2 separate regions of the Homo sapiens genome follow, and region 1 is linked to region 2. Evidence: read pairs that join two places in POLR2A ChIA-PET (ENCODE). Cell type or tissue: GM12878. All regions are shown on one strand.

Region 1 (2,500 bases), 430 kb after region 2:
CACATCTGTGGCTGTTTCTTCCAAAGAGGTTCTCAGGAGTATTTCTATAGTTTCCTTAAAAGGTGGGGGGTGGCAATGAGACAAATGATTATATACTTGGGAGACTGTAGTTAGTGCCAAGTAAATCTACATTTCACGCAACATAAGGCAAACATTTGAAGAAAAGGAAGGGCCCAGGGAGGGGTGAAGGAACAATTGATCTCATCTTGTCTTTGTTCTGTACCTGGGCAGATCAGTAATCAACCCACGAAGTTGGGGAGGAGCCTTTTGAAAGGATCCGTTTCTTTCAGCCCTTAGTGAAGAGAGCCTAAGGCCGGGAAGTGAGGGAGAGGGACCAATTCCCAACCCGTCATGGCGTCCAAGTCTTCTCCCCTTCGCCAACACAAGGTCTGTTCAGTCAGCTGGGGGCTTTTTTTTTTTTTTTTTTTTGAGTCGGAGTCTCGCTCTGTCACCCAGCCTGGAGTGCAGTGGCACGATCTCAGCTCACTGCAACCTCTACCTCCTGGGTTCAAGCAATTCTCCTGCCTCAGACTCCCAAGTAGCTGGGATTATAGGTGCCTGCCACAACGCCCAGCTAATTTTTGTATTTTTAGTAGAGACGGGGTTTCACCATGTTGGTCAGGCTGGTCTTGAACTCCTGACCTTGGGTGATCCACCCGCCTTGGCCTCCCAAAGTGCTGGGATTACAGGTGTGAGCCACCGTGCCCGGCCCTATTTTTGTTTCTCAATCTTCTCCATTGAAATTGTCCCCATGTGTAGAGCGCCTTGACATAAGTGACTCCATCTTAGAAAAAGACTCCATCTTACATTTCAAAAGGCACTTTGCCAACAGGGACCAGATATTGTGCCTGATCGATAAAGTCTGCATCCAACCAGATAAGGATGTAACCAAGCACACTCTTCCACTAGCATCCTTGCCAGTGGGCTCCGTGGCCATGAACGAGCGTGACGTAACCAGCTAGACACAGCCATCTCGACAGACCCGGTCTTGCTGTCACTCATGATCACCTGGCGTCGGCCCCAAAGGCTCTGCCACATTAAAGACTTCCGTGCAAGACCACAGCTGCCTGACGCAGACCAGACCAGGCTCTGCCACATTAAAGACTTCCGTGCAAGACCACAGCTGCCTGACGCAGACCAGACCAGGAGATTCTTTCTGTCTTCATTACTGTTTCTGGGCTGGTTTGTGAACCTCCACATTTTTTTTTTTTTTTTTTTTTTTGAGATGGAGTCTCGTTCTGTTGCCCAGGCTGAAATGCAGTGGTGTGATCTTGGCTCACAGCAACCTCTGCCTCCCGGGTTCAAGTGATTCTCTGCCTCAGCCTCCCGAGTAGCTGGGATTACAGGCACCCACCACTATGCCTGGCTAATTTTTGTATTTTTAGTAAAGACGGGGTTTCACCATGTTGGCCAGGCTGGTCTCGAACTCCTGACCTCAGGTGATCCACCTGCCCCGGCCTCCCAAAGTGCTGGGATTACAGGTGTGAGCCACCACGCCTGGCCTGTTAACCCTTTCTTCTATCTCCTTTCTCCTGCTGTTAAATGTTACTTTGTCATGGAATGTTCATCTAGAGCATTTATGCGTTGATTAAGCACACTGCCATTTGGAGGGCTGCTGCTCTGGTCTCCATTTCTGGTTAGTGACCCTGGCCTGTTTTTCTAGTCTCCCACTTTCTGCAGTATCTTCACTTCTTGGTGCCAATTTAGCAGAATCCATTCATTCTTTAGATGGCAGCACATGGTTAAAGAGCAGACAACAGAGGCGGCACTCGAATGTGGATGTGTGCCTGCCCCTTAGAATAGTGGCTTATTAGATAACATCTGAAAAGTCATGGCCGGGCACGGTGGCTCATGCCTGTAATCCCAGCACTTCAGGAGGCCAAGGCAGGCGGATCACCTGAGGTCAGGAGTTCAAGACCAGCCTGGCCAACATGGCGCAATCCTGTCTCTACTAAATATAGAAAATTAGCCAGGCATGGTGGCAGGCACCTGCAATTCCAGCTACTCAGGAAGCTGAGGCAGGAGAATTGCTTGAACCCAGGAGGGAGAGGTTGCAGTGAGCTGAGATCATGCCATTGTACTTCAGTCTGGACAACAGAGTGAGACTCCATCTCAAAAAAAAAAAGAAAGAAAAAAAAAGAAAGAAAAAGAAAAGAAAAGAAAAAGAAAAAAAAAAGAAGGAAAAGTCACAACTGCTAACACAGGTAGTGTCGTTTATCCATGGTGCCATCTTTGTAATCACCTCATCCTATGTAAAATGTAGACTTACTGAGCACTGACAACAGTCTTGCAAGGGGATGAAATGTGTGCACTTGCAGGTTTACCGAATGTGAAATCAGAGGAAGAAGCAGCAGAGGAGTTTTTCAGAACACGCGTTTAAGTACCCACACATTGTAAGCACGGTTCCACCAGGCGTCAGGTCTTTATAATAGCACAAATAATAGCACAAATGACGCAAATTTCAATATGCGTGCTTTTCCAAAATGTAGTATTAGCTTGC
Region 2 (2,500 bases):
TGGCTAATGCTAGATCAAGCAAGAAAATTTAAAAAGCTATCCAAAATCACAGACTCAGGCCAGGCGCAGTGGCTCACTCCTATAATTCCAGCACTTTGGGAGGCCAAGGCAGGAGGACTGCTTGAGCCCAGGAGTTCAAGATCAGCCTGGGAAACACAGTGAGAACTCTGTGCAACAAAAAAAAAATTTAAGTAGCTGTGCATGGTGGCATGTGTCTGTCATCCCAGCTACTCAGGAGGCTGAGGTGGGAGGATCACTTGAGCCAGGAAGGTTGTCAAGGCTACAGTGAGTCAGGACTGCACCGCGGCATTCCAGCACAGGCAACAGAACGAGACCCTATCTCCCATCCAAGCACTAACCAGGCCCAACTTATCACAAACAAACAAAAAAAAATACATACACACACACACACACACACACACACACACACACACCCCGGTCAAGAAAAACAACGGGACAGACAACCTGTAACTAAGAGTAAATGACAACTAAATACAATCTGGGTTCCTCGGATGGTTTCTAGAACAGGAAAAGGACATTAGCAGAAAAACAGGTGGAATATGAATAAAGTCCACATTTAACAATACTGTAGCGGTGTCAACTGCTTACTTTTGAGAAATTCACCACAGTTACCACAGTTACAGAAAGATTAAGGGAAGTTGGGTGAATGGTATACAGGAAAATCCCTGTACTATCTTTACAACTTTTCTGTAAATCTAAAACTACCTCAAAATAAAGTTTAAAAACTTCAAAAAGACGAAGTGTACATCAAAAGGACACAGAAACCAAACTGGACCGGGTGCGGCAGCTCACACCTGTAATCTCAACACTTTAGGAGCCCGAGGCGGACAAACTGCATGAGCCCAGCAGTTCAAGACCAGCCTTGGCAACACGGCGAAACCCTGTCTCTACGAAAAATTTTAAAAATTAAAAAAAAAAAAATTTGATAGGGCAATTCCTGACCTTAACGAGAATGTGGGCTTCAAAGTGAATTGACTGAATTGAATTTAAAACCTACATTTAAAATTCTTGAGTTCATGTCACTCTAAAAAGCCAGCAAGCACTAAGAATCAAGGATTTACCACCCTGCCTTCCCTGTACAGGGAAGCAGTAATGTTCACAGCGTAGGAACTTGGAAGTGGAACTGGGTGTTTATCGTAAACAAGCCGTGGTTCCTTGGAAAACTACCTACTCACTGTGGTTGCTTCCCCACCCTGTGAAGTGGGTGACATCCACTTCCATGGTTGTTTACAGATGATGCTCTCCAAGGGAAGAAAGCCCTGAGCTCCATCTAGAATATCCTAAGTGCTACCTGCTTGTGATGAAGTAGAAAGGAACCAGTAATACACGGAGTGGATGGTCTCACACAATGAGGAAGTGGGAAGGAAAGAGAAAAGCAGGCAGGAGCGATGGGCACACAGACAGCCGCCTGAGCACAGTCAGGAGAACTCATCTGCAGAGATGCCACACCCTCACCAGGGAGCCAGCAGGAATAGTCAAAGGACCTCCAAATCACCCCCACCCCCATCTTCATACCACCTCATTCCACATTCAACTGAATAAATATTCAGAGAGTAATCCACCATCAAATACACACTGCATGATTAAATAAAGCCTTCAGCAATACTGAAGATACTCCTAGCTTACTTGGAGTAAAAAAGAAAATTATATATATATACATATATATGTATATATTTTGAGACAGAGTCTTGCTCTGTCGCCAGAGTAGAGTAGCACAATTTTGGCTCACTGCAACCTCCAACTCCCTGGTTCAAGCGACTTTCCTGTCTCAGCCTCTGGAGTAGCTGGGATTACAGGTGCCCACCACCACGCCTAGCTAATTTTTCTATTTTTAGTAGGGACGGGTTTCACCATGTTGGCCAGGATGGTCTCGATCTCCTGACCTCGTTATCCGCTCACCTCAGCCTCCTAAAGTGCTGGGAATACAGGCGTGAGCCACAAATTGGAGTAAATATTTTAAATTGAGAAGTTTTGTTTTTTTGTTTGTTTGTTTGTTTGTTTTTGAGATAGTGTCTCGCTCTCTGACGCCCAGGCTGGAATGCAGCAGCACAATCTCGACTCACTGAAACCTCCCCACCTCCCGGGTTCAAGCAATTCTCCTGCCTCAGCCTCCCAGCTAGCTGGGACTACAGGCATGTGCCACCACACCGACTAATTTTTTGTGGTTTTTTTTGTTTTGTTTTTTGGGTTTTTTTTAAAGTAGACACAGGGTTTCACCATGTTGGCCAGGCTGGTTTCAAACTCCTGACCTCAGGTGATCTGTCCACCTTGGCCTACCAAAGTGCTGGGATTATGGGCATACACCATATCCAGCCAAACAAGTTTTGTGGTTTTTTTTGTTGTTGTTGTTGTTGTTGTTGTTGTTTTGAGACAGAGTCTCACTATGTCACCCAGGCTGGAGTGCAGTGGCACAATCTCAGCTCACTGCAAACTCCACCTCTAGGGTTCACACCATTCTCCTGCCTCAGCCTCCTGAGGA

What was found. ChIA-PET counts read pairs that join two places held together with the same protein. Peaks named below come from ENCODE experiments on the same cell type or tissue, not always from the same donor. Only the 100,000 strongest peaks of a DNase experiment are listed, where the experiment ranks them.
Region 1: POLR2A ChIA-PET joins it to region 2 with 15 read pairs; 2 of 35 experiments call an interaction of 5 or more read pairs at or near these places.

What each region holds. Positions count from the first base shown.
Region 1 is chr7:156,921,885-156,924,384 of GRCh38, reverse strand. It overlaps LOC102723795 (a long non-coding RNA gene), which reads right to left. Exons shown (of 4, transcript XR_928253.3): 4 at 2,404-2,500. Among named protein-coding and RNA genes, the nearest start is that of NOM1, 27 kb to the left of the region's middle. In GM12878, no CTCF peak of the experiment used is centred here; a DNase peak (open chromatin) is centred at 1,024.
Region 2 is chr7:157,351,521-157,354,020 of GRCh38, reverse strand. All of the region lies in intron 1 of DNAJB6 (DnaJ heat shock protein family (Hsp40) member B6), which reads right to left. Among named protein-coding and RNA genes, the nearest start is that of DNAJB6, 16 kb to the right of the region's middle. In GM12878, no CTCF peak of the experiment used is centred here; no DNase peak of the experiment used is centred here; H3K4me3 peaks cover 649 bases; H3K27ac peaks cover 877 bases.